Regions from separate parts of the Homo sapiens genome. Here region 2 is linked to region 1. Evidence: chromatin loops called from intact Hi-C (ENCODE). Cell type or tissue: heart left ventricle. All regions are shown on one strand. Each heading gives the region's core, and the rest is flanking DNA. Links, peaks and the distances in the headings are about the cores only. Region 1 overlaps PCNT (pericentrin). Region 2 overlaps PCNT (pericentrin).

Region 1 (8,313 bases), core at 3,281-5,780:
GTCTCACTGTGTTGCCCAGGCTGGTCTTAAATTCCTGGCCTCAAGCAATCCTTTTGTCTCAGCCTCCCAAAGTGCTGGGACCATAGGCGTGAGCCGCGCCTGGCCTGGACTATTATCGGAATACTCCTAGAGCGTCTTTGCAGTATTTTTGTAGTTGAGGTACAGGTTTGCGCGAGTAAGTTAGCTTTTTACTTTGCTGCTAGGGATGTGCATGTCAATACTCTTTTTTTTTTTTTTTTTTTGAGACAGAGTCTCGCTCTGTCTCCAGGCTGGAGTGCAGTGGCGTGATCTTGGCTCACTGCAACCTCTGCCTCCCTGGTTCAAGGGATTCTCCTGCCTCAGCCTCCCAAGTAGCTGGGACTACAGGCATGCGCCACCATGCCTAATATTTGTATTTTTAGTAGAGATGGGGTTTCACCATGTTGCCCAGGGTGGTCTGATCTCTTGACCTCGTGATCCGTCCGCCTCACCCTCCCTAAGTGCTGGGATTACAGATGTGAGCCACCGCGCCCAGCCTTAGCTTTTTTTTTTTTTTTTTTTTGGGCGGAGTCTCGCTCTGTCGCCAGGCTGGAGTGCAGTGGCATGATCTTGGCTCACTGCAACCTCCGCCCCCCGGGTTCAAGCGATTTTCCTGCCTCAGCCTCCTGAGTAGCTGGGATTACAGGCACATACCACCACGCCTGGCTAATTTTTATATTTTCAGTAGAAACAGCGTTTCACCATGTTGGCCAGGCTGGTCTCGAACTCCTGACCTTGTGATCTGTCCGTCTTGGCCTCCCAAAGTGCTGGGATTACAGGCGTGAGCCACTGCGCCCGGCCGCTCAGATACTCTTTTATGTGATTGTTTTGGTGTAGCTGATTTCACAGAAGAAAACAATTGGGCTGTGGGGAGGTGGGATGTACTCTTTATTTTATATTATGTTTTTTGGGGCAGAGGGCAGCATTTGCAGGAATAGAATAACTCAGCAAGCCCCCGGTCCCGCTGGTTAGTGGGGTGCACGTTCAATACATCAGTCCCCCTCTCCTCCTGATTGTTTAGAAGCAAATCCAAGACACCATGTGTCTGCGAGTGAGGTGTTTTCCCCCAATACAGCATAACCATGATCCATTCTCACCTAAAACATCCACAGCGATCCCTGCATTTCATCACAAGCCCAGCCCACGTGCCAGTCTCTTCTGGCTGGCTCACATCAGGATCTATTTGTTCCTGTGATGCTGGTCACTGTTCCCTCGTTCCTGCAAGCGTGTTGGTAGATCCACAGGCCTGTGATTGGTGAGAATGCTTCTTGTATGGTGGCCACTCCTCTCCTGGTCTCCTGGTCTTTCCTCAGGCTTTACACCGTGAAAAGACATAACACAAGCTGGCTGCAGTGGCTCACGCCTGTAATCCCAGCACTTTGGGAGGCCGAGGCGGGTGCATCACCTGAGGTTGGGAGTTCGAGACCAGCCTGACCAACACAGAGAAACCCTGTCTTTACTAAAAATACAAAACTAGCCAGCCATGGTGGCACATACCTGTAATCCCAGCTACTCGGGAGGCTGAGGCAAGAGAATCGCTTGAACCTGGGAGGTGGAGGTTGTGGTGAGCCAAGATCGTGCCGTTGCACTCCAGCCTGGGCAACAAGAGCAAAACTTCGTCTCAAAAAAAAAAAAAAAAAAAAAAGTTACACAGAGCCCTGCCAAGCCCTGACGGGAGTGTTTTGGGTCATTGTCCCAGAATAGCTGGGATGTCCTGTTCTTCCCCGCGGCGATGCTTTATCTGAGCCTCAAATATCTTTGCACCTGTTGGAACAGCAGTCACTTGTCAGCAGTGTGACTTGACCTACACTTGTGGGGTGATTGGATTACTTTCCGGGATACCGCCCTTGAGAGTTTGGTTGTGAGGAAAGTCCTCTGAAAACGTAAGCTTGATTTCTTTTTGATAGAAGTATGTATCCCATAAGATTCCCCTGCCCTGCCCTGCCCCGCCTGTGCTGGTAACACGACGCAGAGCTGAGTGCAGAAGTGAATCGCATGCGGCCGGTGTGGGATGCTCAAGGCGGTGTCATCTTTTCTCGGATTGAAAACCCAAATCTATTCATAGGTTAATTATTTTAATATTAAGATAATATTAACGTTGGTTTAGATAGCATTTGAATGTCCTAAATGCGTTCTCAATTGAATGTCTTTGCCTTCTGACATTGGTATTCTCTGTGCATGCCACTTACTTATGATTAAAACATATGTGATATTTTTCTATAATTGTGTGGATTTTAGAAAAACCTGAAAATAACTTTTTTTGAAACGTCTTTTTTGATACTGACCTCACAGCTTAGAAGAACATGGTCAATTTAAAGAGTTTTATTCCAGGCTAGAGCCTCTGCCAGGGGGTTGCAGGAAGAAAATCTCCTTTGAGCCGGCCCGGTCAGATTGAGGGGGTGGCTGAGGACGCACGCTTCTGCTCGACATTGTGGCCGAGCCGAGGCCCTGGGCCTGAGGGATCACATGTGGGGCACTGGCCGTCTCACTGCTGGGCCTGCATGCCTGTGACCTGCCCAGCCCTGCCCGACGTCTCCTGGGGGCTGTCCCCCCGCGGGGAGCCGCCTCATTTGGCCTCCACCACCTCCTACGTCCTCTGCAGGTCTGCCGAAGGCCTGAGAGTGTGCAGGCAGGACAGGGCCAAGCGTGGACAGTTAGGGTGGCTCCCCTGGGTGCGAGGCGGTACCTGCGGGTGGTGCTGTGCCTTGAAACAAAGCGAAGGTCAAGACTGCACACATGGAGCTTCCAGCTGCCAGTGGGTGGAGGGAGCGCCACCTCTGTCTGCCATGCCCGGGCGTCCTGGTGGGCTGCGTGCAGTGTTGGCACTCCCTGGCTGGGGTTCTCTGTGGAGCCTGCCCTCTACCCTCTCCGTCTGCAGTGTGTGACTCTGGGATCCCGGAGGCCGCGGGGCTAGAGCGTGGCACCAGCTGTGCTCCTGAGTGGGGCGTAGTTTGGGACGCCTGGAGCTTAGGCCAGGCTCCGCAGGCTCTGGGGGTGTCCAATGTTCTTGGGCTCCCGTGTTGGCCTCAAACAGAAGTTTGATTTTCTCATTGTTACACGGTAGGCCTCTATGAGAGATTTTTGTCCAAAGAGAGTAAGTAGTCTGTGGCTCAGAAAGATGTTCAAAGGACCACTGATTTCAGCCTTGGACTCTTGCCACATCCTTTGCTGGGCACCGGGAGCGCAGAGGTTTGCCCTCGGGCCCCACAGGCTGACGCTGTGGATGCCAGGAGGGAAGCGCCTGATCTGTGCCTGGCTGGGCCTGAGGAGCCCGTCCACTGTGTCTGAGCATGAGCTGTTGTGGGCACCATGGTGGCGCCTGGTCTTGAGGATTAATTTTCCTGTTTTCCCAGTCCCTTGGCCTCTGTCCTGCCGGGTGCATTGGCATTTGGGGTTTTGTTCTTGAATTCACCAGCGTTTTGTGGTTGGTGTACACTGAACCAGCATCCCTGTTTGGACCTCTTACTCCTGGCCCGCTGCCCCCTCCCTGGCTGTTGGTCCGGATCAATGCGTCTGTCCCCCAGGAGACGCACTGCTGATGGTTGGGGTATCAGCAAGGTAATTAAAGTTCTTTGGAAACTTTGTAGTGTGCACAGCTCAGAAGTTAATCTTAAGTCCTTCCTTTCAAACAGATGGAACTAAATCAAATCCAGGAGAGAAAGTTGATTAAAGTGAACTGTACTCACATTCCAAATGGCCTTGAGACCTTGCGAGTGACTTCAGTGTTGTGCCGTGCGAACCCGTTTCTGGTCCCTGTGACTAAGATGCAGATGCACAGCCCACCTGGCACCTCAGCAAGTTCCAGGCCGGCGCGGGGGGCACCCGATCCTTTATCCTTTTCCTCCCCATGGCTTATCACACAAAAAAAGGTAGAGAATAAAGGTCATTTCTGGTGTCAGGGCTTCCATGTGTTTATTGAAACTGTTGCCCCAGTTACTTCAGAAAAGGCACTCACTCATTGTTGACGTCTTCCTCCTCCTGAAGCTGGTGGAGCCCCAGCCCTCAGCCCTCCTGGCCGTGCTGGGCAGGGAGCGGGAGCCGGCAATCCACCCCAGATGTTCTGGAGCAGCAGGTCCCGGAGCAGCAGGTCCCACTGCTGAGGACATGGGCTTCGTGCTGTCCTTTCCTGCCTGCTAAGTAGATACAAAAAACTTACTTTATCAGTTACCTTTTCACATGCCAAGTCAAAACACAAAATAATTTCATTGTCTTAAAACTGAGCTTTTTCTAGGCAACTTTTGTCAGGCCTTTTTATATTTAAATCTGCTGTGTAACACACCTTTTCTACCAAGAATCTGTCATCACTTATCTTAGAGCTGAGAAAAGTTTATTCTAAAATATTTCATCACCTCAAAAAGAAACCCCCAGTGGCTCGTGCCTATAGTCCCAGCACCTTGGGAGGCTGAGGCAGGAGGATTGCTGGAGCCCAGGAGTTCAAGACCAAAAATAAAAAAATACTAAAAATAAAAAAATTAGCCTGGCATGTTGGCGTGCCCATATAGTTCCAGCTACTCAGAGGCTGAGGTGGGAGGACCACTGGAGCCCAGAAGGTTGAAGCTGTAGCAAGCTGACATCGCACCACTGCACTCCAGGCTGCATGACAGCAAAACGTTGTCTCAAAAGATAATCAATGAAAATTAAGGAAGAAAACAAGAAACTCCCCATTCTCCCTTCTCCCCCATGCCTGGTGATGTGCCGTCTGCTTGCCGTACCTGTGGGCGTCCTACGTACATAGACTCAGCGTGTGCCCTCGGTGTCCGCGGCTTTCACTTTGTGTGTTTCCCAGGTTGGCGCACGTTGTAGCATGTGTCAATACTTGCTTGGTATGTGTTTTCTGCATATCTTATGCCCTTTTTGTTCTGTATTCCTCCATTACTGCCTTTTTTCACTTTAATTTCCTTGATGTTTCCTTTACCATACGGTGGTCGCCCCTTACCCACAGGGGATGCATTCCAAGACCCCCAGTGGGTGCCTGAAATCGTGAATGGTTCTGAACCCCTTATATGCTGTTTTTGTCTATACATACCTGTCATCAACTTTTACCTTAAAGGAATCACCCTGTGGTGTCTCTGGCATATCTGAATTGCTCCGTCATCAACTTTTAACTGAAAGGCATCACTCTATGGTGTCTCTGGCACGTCTGAATTGCAGCATTGCAATTGAACGGCCTCTCTTGCGCTTTGGGGCCGTTATTAAATGAAGTAAAGGTGACTTGAACACAGGCACTGTGATGCTGTGACAGTTGGTCTGATCACCGAGATGCCTGCGTGTGGGCAGGTAGTGCTTGCCACGTGGATAACGCCGGACAGAAGGATGACCCCCGGCCTGGCCTGCGAGATTTCCTCACACCGTTCAGCTTGGGGGCAGGCAGTTTAACACTCATAAGAGTTGTTTACTTCTGGAATTTTTCATACGATATTTTCAAAATGACGTTGAACACAAGTAACTGAAACCGCAGACAAAGGGGACTGATATATATTGAGTTATTTTCTTAGCGCTTGCCCTGAGCGTTACAGCAAGCACCTTCTAACAATCTGGTTTGGATTAATACCAACTTAATTTTAAAAGTTTACAAAACCATTTGCTAATGTAGCATCATTCCCTCGTCTGCCCTTTGTGCTCATATTGTCGTACCAACCACATCTTTCTATCTTTTTGTGCTCGTTACTTTATGCACGTGTCTTTTAAACCAGGAGGAAGAAGAATTGTAAACAAAAGCCATGTTGTTTTGTCTCCTGTTTTCTCTGTGTCGTTACCTGCACTACTGCTGCTCGTTTCTTCCTGGAAATTCAGGTCTGGTGCCTTATGTTTCAGCCCGAAGGACTTCCTCTGGGATTTCTTGAAGGACAGGTCTGCTAGTGATGAATCCTCTTAGCTTTTGTTTTTGTGGGAATGTCTTAATTTCTCCTTCATCCTTGAGAGATCATTTCCTGGATGTGGACTTCAAGATCCAGGCTTTTCCTTCAGTGCTGCGTGGGCTCTCCGCTGCCTCCCCTGTCATCCGGGGCTGCGTGTCGTGAGCTGCGCCCGTCTTCCTGGGCTGCGTGTCGTGAGCCGCGCCCGTCTTCCCGGGCCGCGTGTCGTGAGCCGCACCCATCTTCCTGGGGCTACGTGTCTTGAGCGGCACCCATATACCTGCTGTGCACTGGCTGGCCTCAAGCTTTGTCCTGAACCCTGCTGAGGTTTGGCTGTGATGGGTGAAGTGTGGGTCTCTGTCAGTTTGTCCTACTTGGAGTTCATTGAGCTTGTATGTGGGGATTATTATTTTTATTATTATTGTTATTTTCATCAAATTTGGGAGGTTTTTGGCCGTCGTGTCTTCAAGGGTTCCTCTGCCCTTTTCTCTCCCTCTGTCTGGCTTGAGGGTGCCCCACAGGCCTTGGAGACTGCTGAGTTTTCTTCATGTTTCTTTCTGTTCCCTGACTGGATCGTCTTAATTGACCTATCTTCCAGCGTGTGAATTCTGTCTTCTGCCTGCTCGAGTCTGCTGCCGAACCCCTCTCTAGTGAATTTTTTTTTCTGTGATTGTATTTTTCAGCTCCAGATGTCAAGGGAGCTCTATTTCAGTCTTTCTCTCTGCTGAGGGCCCTGCGTGCATTGTGCCCTCAGGGCTCTGGCGGGCGGTGGACAGCCTGGCCCTGGCCTTCACCCCTGCTGTGCCAAGCCACATGGTCACTGCAGCCGGCCCAGGACCTCTTGGGCCTTTCCAGCGTGGGCACAGCCCTGCACGTGTTCACACCTTGTAGAGTCCCAGAAGATGTCAGAGCTTTCCAGAGGCCCCTGTGGACATCGCATTCTCAAGTGTTTTCTTTTGTTTTTCTGGCAGTCCCTTATTAGTCCCAACTGGTTTCTCTACTGTGGGCAGTGCGGCTATTAAACACTTGACACTGACTGTTTCCAACCGGTGCCCTGGGGTAGATTTTTTTTTTTTTTTTTTTTTTTTTTTTTTTTTTTTTTGAGACAGAGTCTCTGTCGCCCAGGCTAGAGTGCAGTGGCGCAATCTAGGCTCACTGCAAGCTCTGCCTCCCAGGTTCACACCATTCTCCTGCCTCAGACTCCCGAGTAGGTGGGACTACAGGTGCCCACCACCACACCCAGCTAATTTTTGTATTTTTAGTAGAGATGGGGTTTCACCATGTTAGCCAGGATGGTCTCGATCTCCTGACCTTGTGATCTGCCCGCCTTGACTTCCCAAAGTGCTGGGATTACAGGCGTGAGCCACCGCGCCCGGCCAACCCTGGGTAGAATTTTTGACACCGAGAGCTCTGACCCAGTCACGGCAGCAAGGTGCCCGGCAGGTGGGCTCGGGCAGTTGTGCATGGAAATTTTGGGGTGCTCCAAATCCATTCTGTCCCCCACCCCACCCCAGCAGCTACTGGTTTTCAGGGCTGTTAGATTGGAGAGGAGATATGGAGTCAGGGCAAAGTTAAGCACCTGAAGTTTGTTCTTATGGACACTCAGCCTGTGTTTTCCATAAACACTCTTCGGATGATTGCAAACCTGACCAGATTTCCACAGCTCTGAAAACACTGGTTTTGATGGTTTTTACCACTTTTTCTTTTATAGAGGAACAGATTTTGGAGGTCCTTACTTTGCCATTCTAGAAGTGCTACCTCTGGAAGTTTAAAAAAATAAGCTTATTTCATTAATTTAATTGGCCGGGTGCAGTGGCTCACACCTGTAATCCCAGCACTTTTGGAGGCCAGTGTGGGTGGATCACTTGAGGTCAGGAGTTTCAGACTAGCCTGGCCAACAGGTTTTGGTAGAAACCCTATCTCTACTAAAAGAAAAATTACAAAAATTAGTTGAGTGTGGTGGCAGGCGCCTATAATCCCAGCTACTCGGGAGACTGAGGCAAGAGAATCCCGTGAACCTGGGAGACAGAGGTTGTAGTGAGCTGAGATCACACCACTGCATTCCAGCCTGGGTGACAGAGAAGAGTCCTTCCAAAAAAAAAAAAAAAAAATCTCTGTGTGTGTGTGTGTGTGTGTGTGTGTGTGTGTGTGTGTGTGTGTGTGTATAGAATTCATCTATTGAACCTTATTTAAAAGGTTTTGTTATTTAGAAAGAAGGTTTAATCTTTTAAAAGGGAAGGAACCTAGGTTTCCAAATATCTTGGGTTTTCATGGCTGTAATTCCTTGATGGTGAACTTCTTAGTGTGACTCTTAAAGATGTTACAGGAGCCATTTGGGAATGGTAGTGAGCAGTTGCTTATGACACGCAGCTGTCACCAGTGCGAACTTGTGTCTCCTTAAGTGTTTTATCCCCGAAACCAGGACTTTGTGTTCCCAGTG
Region 2 (7,518 bases), core at 4,678-7,177, 48 kb after region 1:
GTAGTCTCGACTCACTGCAGCCTCCACCTCCCGTACTCAAGTCATCCTCCCACCTTAGCCTCCCAAAGTGCTGGGATTACAGGCATGAGCCACTGCGCCTGGCCAGCCCCCTCTTTTTTAAGGAAACATGTCCCCAGAAGCCTCTGTAGAAAAGGTGTCTGGTAGGTGCTTGTTTTTGAGAACTTCCTCGTCTCCCTGGTGGTTGTCGGTTGGTTGGCTGGGTGCAGACACTTGGGTTGGAAGGTATCGCGTGCCTGTCCACTGCCTCTGTGCCCGCGCCCTCCAGTGACGCACAACCTTTGAGGGGCCTGCGCGGTCAGGGTGTCCGCCGCCTCTGTGCCTGCGCCCTCCAGTGACACGCGACCTTGGAGGCCTGCGCGGTCGGGGTGGAGGATTTCCTCCTCGTTCGTCCTTCCTCCATTCACGTATCCTATGATTTTCTCTCTTCTTTTTGTAATTCCTGTTATTCAACTATATCAGGCCTCCAAGATTGATTGTCAAATTTTCTTTCCTTATTTCTACTTCTTTTATTTTTGTTCTCATTTCTAAGAGGTTTTCTTTAGAACTTTATTTTTCAACATTTGTGCTGAGTGTTCTGTTTCTGTGCTCATATTTTAAATTTCTCAGAAATCTTTCTTATCCTAACTGTTCCTCTCTCCTTTAGCTTTAGCTCCTTGGTTTCTTTCTTTTTTGGAGGGCGTTCTTGAGTTTATTTTGGGCACAGCCAGGTGAGAGGTCCCTGCACCTGAAGGAAGGTGTTGGGCTCCGAGGTGAAGCATGGTTTGTGCTGAAGGCACAGGGTCCAGTGGGACAATGGGGAATGTGGTCTTGGACTTGTGGAGCTCTGACCACCCGCTGGCGGCACCTGCTGGCTGTGATCTCCTCTGGATGGAGTGGGCTGGGGCATGGTGCTGGGCACCCATGTCTCGGTGGCACTGGGTGACAGTGTCCGCAGCAGTCACATCCCAGAGTTCCTGGTACACGCTGTGGGAGCCGCAGCTCAGGCAGATGCAACATCCTTCACCCTCAGAGATTTCTCAAACACCTGAAGTAGATGATTTCCCCAAAGATTTCTTCGTTGTCATCTTTAGCTGAGATACACAGGGCAGAAGTAGGACTTGGCACCATTATTAGACACAAAGATTTGCAGGCGGTGGGTGGCCTGAGGCATTTTGAGGGGTACAGGCAGCAACCCAGCACCCTGCACCCTTGCACTGCTCCTGAGGCCTTCATGCTGCTCTCTCGGCACTTGCCGCCACTCACAAAAAGCACTTTGTTGGTTCATTTTGTGAATGACGTGCCCGTTATTTCTCTGAGGGGGTCATCGTCATCCTCTGAGGTTGTACTCTGCCTGCATCGTTGGCCTCTACTCCTCCCCAGTGTGCCCTCTGCTCAGCAGGCTGTGCCGGGGCATCATCCCCCAGGTGCCCAAGTGCTGCAGCCTCCGCTCCCCAGGGAGCTTTGTCCACACGGGGGCCCCGTCTCGCTGGCATCCTCATCCTCCTGTTTTGAAGTCTAACACCCTTTTTCCAGGGCGCCTCCTCCTCGTCTGGGTCTCGTGTCCCTTACACGATCCTGCCTCAGTTTCCAAAGCGCCCCCCTCCCTGTGGGCTGGCGCAGCTGCAGGTCTCTGGGATGGACCAGGGCCCTGGGAGGTTTTGAATTTTCCTCCTTGAGACCCCATGCCCACCTGACACAGGAGCTGCACCGCAGGGACCCCATGGCAGGCACGGTCAGCGTTTCCTGAGCAGTCATTGGATGCCCGTCCGCTGCCTGCCTTATCTCCGTGGCTGGCGTGGAGGGTGCAGGCCCCGCACGTCCCGCTGCTCTTGAGCTTGCCCAGGCCATCTGGGTTTTGTGGAGTCTTTGGGGGCCACGTCTGGAGAAGTGAGCAGAGGTCCCCTAAGATTGGCGCTGGAATCAGGGACTCAGGTGATGTTCTCAACCTGTGAAGTTGCGTTTTCTTACTTGACGTGCGTCTTTCTCACCAGGGTTATGTTTTTATGAAGCATTTTTGGGGCCATCAGTGTTTTCTCCGTGAGCAGAATCACGGTGTGGTTGTCGCTGGGGACTGCGGGCCGATCACCCCTGTCCTGCCTCTGCAGTGCGTCCCCTGGGGAACCCCCTGGAGAGCTGTGGGTGGGACCCTGACCCTGTGGTGTTTTTAGGTGACGGCTCGGGTTTTGGAGCAAGACTGAGCCCGGGGTCAGGAGGCCCTGAGGCTCAAACTGCTGGTCCTGTGACCCCTGCTTCCATCTCTGGAAGGTTTCAGCCGCTGCCGGAAGCCATGAAGGAGAAGGAAGTGCGTCCGAAGCACGTGAAGGTATGGCTGGCAGGGGCGGCCCTCACAGCTTCACATGTGCAGCCTCGGGGCATCCCCCAAGCCCTGTGTCCTGCCTTGCCGGGGAGAGCCTTGGAGGGCCAGCTTTTCCTGGGTGCCTCTGAGCACCTGCATTTTAATGACTCACGGGAGGCAGCCCCACGGTGGCCCCGGAAGCCGCCCACCCAGCCCTGCACTGGCCCCTTAGGTGGCCGCCTCCCATCTGGGCAGGGAGGGTCCTGTGAGCCCGTGGGCAGGTGGTGTTGCCCCGAGTCGCAGAGCCGGCCTGTGCCTCTCTCCCGCCTGTGCCTCCCTCCTGCCTGTGCCCTGTAGAGAAGCCGAGGCACCAGACGCCGCAGTGCTCTAGGACTGAGCCGAGTTCTCTTCAGACGATGGGAGAGAAGCCACTCAGCCTCCTTGGAATCAACCTTGAAGGCAGAATTTTGTGGAACTTTTCATAGGTTTTCTTTCCTCTCCCAGTTTAGCAGATCATTTTATGGCAAAACCATTGACAAAAACTTGGCTAAACAAGTGAGTGATAGAATGATGCCACTACAGGAGCTTAGTCAAGTGGTAAACATATTCCCAAACAAAACAGTCTTCACATCAGTGAAACCTCTTCTGAGACTGCGCAGTAAGTCCTCACTTAGCGTTGCCCCGAGGTTCCTGGAAACTGACCTTGTAGGAAGGACACTCCTGTGCTGCTGGCCGCAGCTCCCGTTGTCTCAGAGGGCCCTGAGGGTGCCTTTGTTACATGCGTTTAAAAGTCGCGGTTTCCAAAACCCATCCATGACGTTAAGTGAGGACTTACTGCATTCAGAATAAAACTTGTTTTACTTTATTTGGCTGGGCACGGTGGCTCATGCCTATGATCCCAGCACTTCGGGAGGCTGAGACAGGAGGATCGTTGGAGCCCAGGAGTTCAAGACCAGCCTGGGCAACATAGTAAGACCCCTCTCTGTCAGAACTGAGTCAGTTAAACCTCTTTTTTTCATTAAAATAAAAAAACTTATTTTACTTTCTTAAACATGGAAATTGGAGATTTTTTTTTTAATCAGTTTTTTATATCTTCTTTGCATTTCCTTTTTTTTTTTTTGGTGAGACAGAGTCTCACTCTGTCACCCAGCAGTGCAGTCACAGCTCACTGCAACCTCTGCCTCCTGGGCTCAAACGATCCTCCCACCTCAGCCTCCCAAGCAGCTTGGATTACAGGCGTGAGCCACCACACCCAGCTAATTTTTGTATTTTCTGTAAAGATGGAGTGTTGCCATGTTACCCAGGCTGGTCTTGAGCTCCTGAGCTCAAGTAATCTGCCCACCTCAGCCTCCCAAGGTGCTGGGATTACAGTGTGAGCCACAGCGCCTGGCCTCAAATTTTTATACAATATAAAACGTCAAGGAGATGTTTCTGTTAGTGTTTCCTATGGAAAACAACCTAATATTAGAATTCCTGATTTTTAAGGAATAAATTTGATTAATGTTAACTCTTCATACTTAGGTTTCATAATTTAAAAAGAAAAGCACAAAAGGCAGGAAAGGCCTCCTGTAGCCCTTGAGGCAGCAGCTGCGAAGCAGAGGAGGAGGGGGAGAGGAGGAGGAAGAGAAGGGGAGGGGGAGGGGAAGAGGGGAGGAGGAGGAAGAGAAGGGAGGGGGATGAGGAGGGGGAGGGGAGGAGGAAGAGAAGGGGGAGTGGGAGGGGAGGAGGGGGAGGGGGAGGGGAGAGGGGAGGAGGAGGAAGAGGAGGAACTGCTGTCCAGGGAGCACCTCCAGCTTTGAAAGGTCCCAAGTCCAGTTGAAAATCACAAGGAGTTTTTTTCATGGATGTCTCAGACTGTTTCAAACTCAGGGTTTTCCTTTATTGTCTTAATTTCTGGCCTGTGTTTTAGAGTGTGGAGCCCTGGGGTTGTGCCCACACTGACGCCGCAGTGGGGAACTGAGTGGAGCTGGGTGCTTGCCCCACTTGGAGGTGGCTCCAGGCGCGTGGGGGACACCCACTGCTCAGATGCAGCCACAGACGCCAAGAGTGTGGTCGACGCTCTAATAGCCCCTGTGGTCCCTATGCTGAGGAGGCTGAGAGGTCCTGAGCACGGGTGGGGCCCCGGCCACTCTTGGCCACCTCTGGCCGTGCCTGGAATTGAGCCATAAGTGGGCAGGGTAGGTGCTGGAGCTCAGGAAATGAGGACTCCCCTGCCTCCGCCGCTGCCACCACCACCACTGCTGACAGGCAGAGCCGCCTGGTCCTGAGTGTGGAGATGGCAGAACCTTCTCAGCCCTAGTGATTGTGTCTGTGGGACCCCCCAGGCTGCCTCACAGGCCATGTTCTAAGGTACCCACTGGTCTCTGCCCCACTTCCCGGCCTCACGGGAACCCACCTGCAAGGGCCCCGTGTCACCTGGCGGGAAGCTGTGGCCCAGGGCCTCTGCATCTCTTCTTTGTAAGAGATGTTTTTTAAAATGCATTTTCTCCTCTATACAGAATCTAGAAAAGCATATTAAAAAGAAGGAAATGGCCTGTCCTCTGCAGCTGGAAGAGAGGGGCCAAGCAGCTTCAGGGCCTGCCCGCCGCCCTGCTCCCCCGGCCCTGCTCCCACTGCGCCCCCCCCAACCCTGCTCCCCCAGCCACGGCCTTGCTCCCCCCGTCTCCGCTCCTCCCCGCACCACCCCGCTCCCCTCAACCCCACCCTGCTCTGCCGCAGACCTCAGTTTGCATCCATCCTGTGCCACATACGTTATGTTTAAAGTAAAAGTGTTTTCAGTTGTTAGAGATGAACATAGTGTGCAATTTGGTTTCACACTTTAGTGTTAATATTTGACCTTTTTTGGCATATCGTTAAAATTACAGGAAAGCCTATTTTCAGTCAGTCACACCCGTCGTAGGCTTCATCATTGCCTCATTTTGCATTTCCCTCTTTTTGGACTTTATTAGATTATTTTTCTCTTCAGGTTTTTATGCAGACGTGTCCTGTGCTTGGGTGTGTGCTCATGTGGTGGTGACCGCGCTGAGCCTCTGGGCTCTGGGCTCTAGGCTGGTCGTGACACCAGCTTCTCCATAGGGCCGTCTGCTTACCCCTCAGCCTCTCTGGCGAGACAGTCAAGTGTGTGTCCGGACACCAGCTGCTGCGTAATCGGTGGGATAAAGCAGCCGCCTCGTGTTCACAGACCTGTGGGCAGGGCCTGCTGGGGATGGTTTTCTCTGCTCCCCGTGCCCAGCACAGGCAGCTTCACCCCACGCTGGTGGTCGGCACTGGCCTCAGCCGGACCACGCACAGAGGCCTCCTGGGTGGCCATCGTGTGGCCTTCTCGTAGCGTCCCAGGTGGGCAGGGAGTGTGTGATATGTTTGTGATCTCGCTGTGGACATTGGCCTAAAGCCCTGCCCTGAGCTTTGTCCAGGCTTAGGCGGGGGACGGTGTCCCCCTCAGGGAGCAGGTGGAGTGGAGGAAGTGGCGGGGCCATCTTTGGAGTGGCTTATAGAGAAATTCACTCCAAGCCTGGCTTCCGTGTTGTCTCTCTGAAGGTCGGGAGAGGTGGGCTTGAAAACCTTGTAGCTTGAGAAGTGGGTGCCGCCTGTACGAAGCCGAGGCGGTGCCCTCCCTCTCCACAGCTGCCCGCCCTTCACAGAGTCCTGGCGGCAGCTCGGGGCCGCAGGTGGTGTAGAGCGTGGCTGTGTGGGGTGGCAGGCAACTCCCTTCTGACGCGCTTTCCCGCCACAGGCTTTACTGCAGATGGTGCGTGACGAGAGCCACCAGATCCTGGCGCTGTCAGAAGGCCTTGCACCCCCAAGCGGCGAGCCACACCCACCCCGGAAGGAAGACGAGATACAGGACATCTCGCTCCATGGGGGAAAGACGCAGGTTTATTTTGCCCTTCACACACTTCTTTTCCAAAGGATTTAAGGAGCTTGTGGTAATGGCCGCGTCCTTAGGGCCACGTGGACACTAGGATTTCTTTCTTTTTTTTTTTTTTTTTTTTTTTTTTTGAGACTCGGCTCACTGCAACCTCCACCACCCCGGGTCAAGCAGTTCTCTGCCTCAGCCTCCCGAGTAGCTGGGATTACAGGTGCATGCCACCATGCCCAGCTAATTTTTGTATTTTTAGTAGAGACGGGCTTTCACCATCTTAGCTAGGCTGGTCTTGAACTCCAGACCTTGTGATCCACCCGCCTCAGCCTCCCAAAGTGCTGGGATTACAGGCATGAGCCACCGTGCCTGGCCTAGGATTTTTTTTAGCACGGCCAAAAAGACTGAGGTCCAAGAACCCTGGGGAGGCCTTCCCATCTCCCACAGCCAGCGCAGGCTCTCGGGGCAGGTTCCCTGCGGGACGTGGAGGTGTGTGGGGGGCAGAAGGGCTCAGGGCTTTCAGGCCTGTGCCCTGTGTGAGCCTGCGGGGAGGCTGAGAGTGGTCCCTCCTGGCCATGTGGCCCTGCGGACTCGGCCCATTCCAGCACTTGTCCCCCAGGGCCTCTCCTCCTGCCACTCGGGTGACTTGCCCTCCGGCCTCATTCCTCCCCTTGGGTCTCTCCTACCTCCCCCTCCACACCCCAAGCCCCAGCAACTGGACCTCAGGGCCTCACCTCTGTGCTGTCGACCCCGCACCCCACTTTTCCCCAAGTCCTCCCCATCTCCCTGCCTGTCTGCTTCCATCACCAGGGCTTGTGGAGGTTGTGGAGTGGGTGCCAACTCCCATCACGCTCCCTCCCATCTCCGTGCCCACCCTGTCCTGCCCCTGTGCCTGCCTCTGACTGGGATCAAAGCTTTGTGAGGGAGGGAAGGGCTTTCTCCCTGTGCCTGGAACGCACAGGGTGTGCTGGTGCCATGGAGAGCCGGTGGGAGGGTCAGCCCCACCCGCCTCCGCTCGCCCCTCCAGCAGGCCCTGGTTGTGTGCGAGCGGCAGCCTGGCTGGCATTCAGGAGGCTCATTGGTGCTGCACGCTGCCCCTGGGGACCAGCGGGTAGCCCCTTGCAGCCTTAGGTCCCCTCCAGGCCCTGGGCCTTGAAGGCACAGCAGCAGGAAAAGAGGGAAGGAGCTTTGCTGACATTTTCCTGACCTTACTTTATCGTCTTTTTCAGTCTCTTCTGTGCTCATGATGGCAGCCTTTGCTTCTCGTGCCTTGAATGGCCCTGGGCAGTGTGTGTCTTCTCTTCTGTCAGGGTCATTTCTGTTTGAACGGCTGTCAGTCTGCTCAGCTGCCGTAACAGAACAC

Evidence for each region. A loop is a pair of places that touch in the nucleus more often than their neighbours do. Peaks named below come from ENCODE experiments on the same cell type or tissue, not always from the same donor. Only the 100,000 strongest peaks of a DNase experiment are listed, where the experiment ranks them.
Region 2: a loop joins it to region 1, with 4 times the contacts of the local background. A loop is called at or near these places in 3 of 110 quality-filtered maps.

What each region holds. Positions count from the first base shown.
Region 1 is chr21:46,373,209-46,381,521 of GRCh38, forward strand. All of the region lies in intron 15 of PCNT (pericentrin), which reads left to right. Among named protein-coding and RNA genes, the nearest start is that of PCNT, 53 kb to the left of the region's middle. RefSeq lists an enhancer at 5,570-6,350. In heart left ventricle, for the core only: no CTCF peak of the experiment used is centred there; no DNase peak of the experiment used is centred there; H3K27ac peaks cover 9 bases.
Region 2 is chr21:46,419,802-46,427,319 of GRCh38, forward strand. It overlaps PCNT (pericentrin), which reads left to right. Exons shown (of 47, transcript NM_006031.6): 32 at 2,169-2,323; 33 at 6,030-6,170. It also overlaps the pseudogene RPL18AP2. Among named protein-coding and RNA genes, the nearest start is that of DIP2A, 35 kb to the right of the region's middle. RefSeq lists enhancers at 1,531-2,037, 2,038-2,544, 2,545-3,050, 6,664-7,165, 7,166-7,518. In heart left ventricle, for the core only: no CTCF peak of the experiment used is centred there; DNase peaks (open chromatin) are centred at 6,000 and 6,720.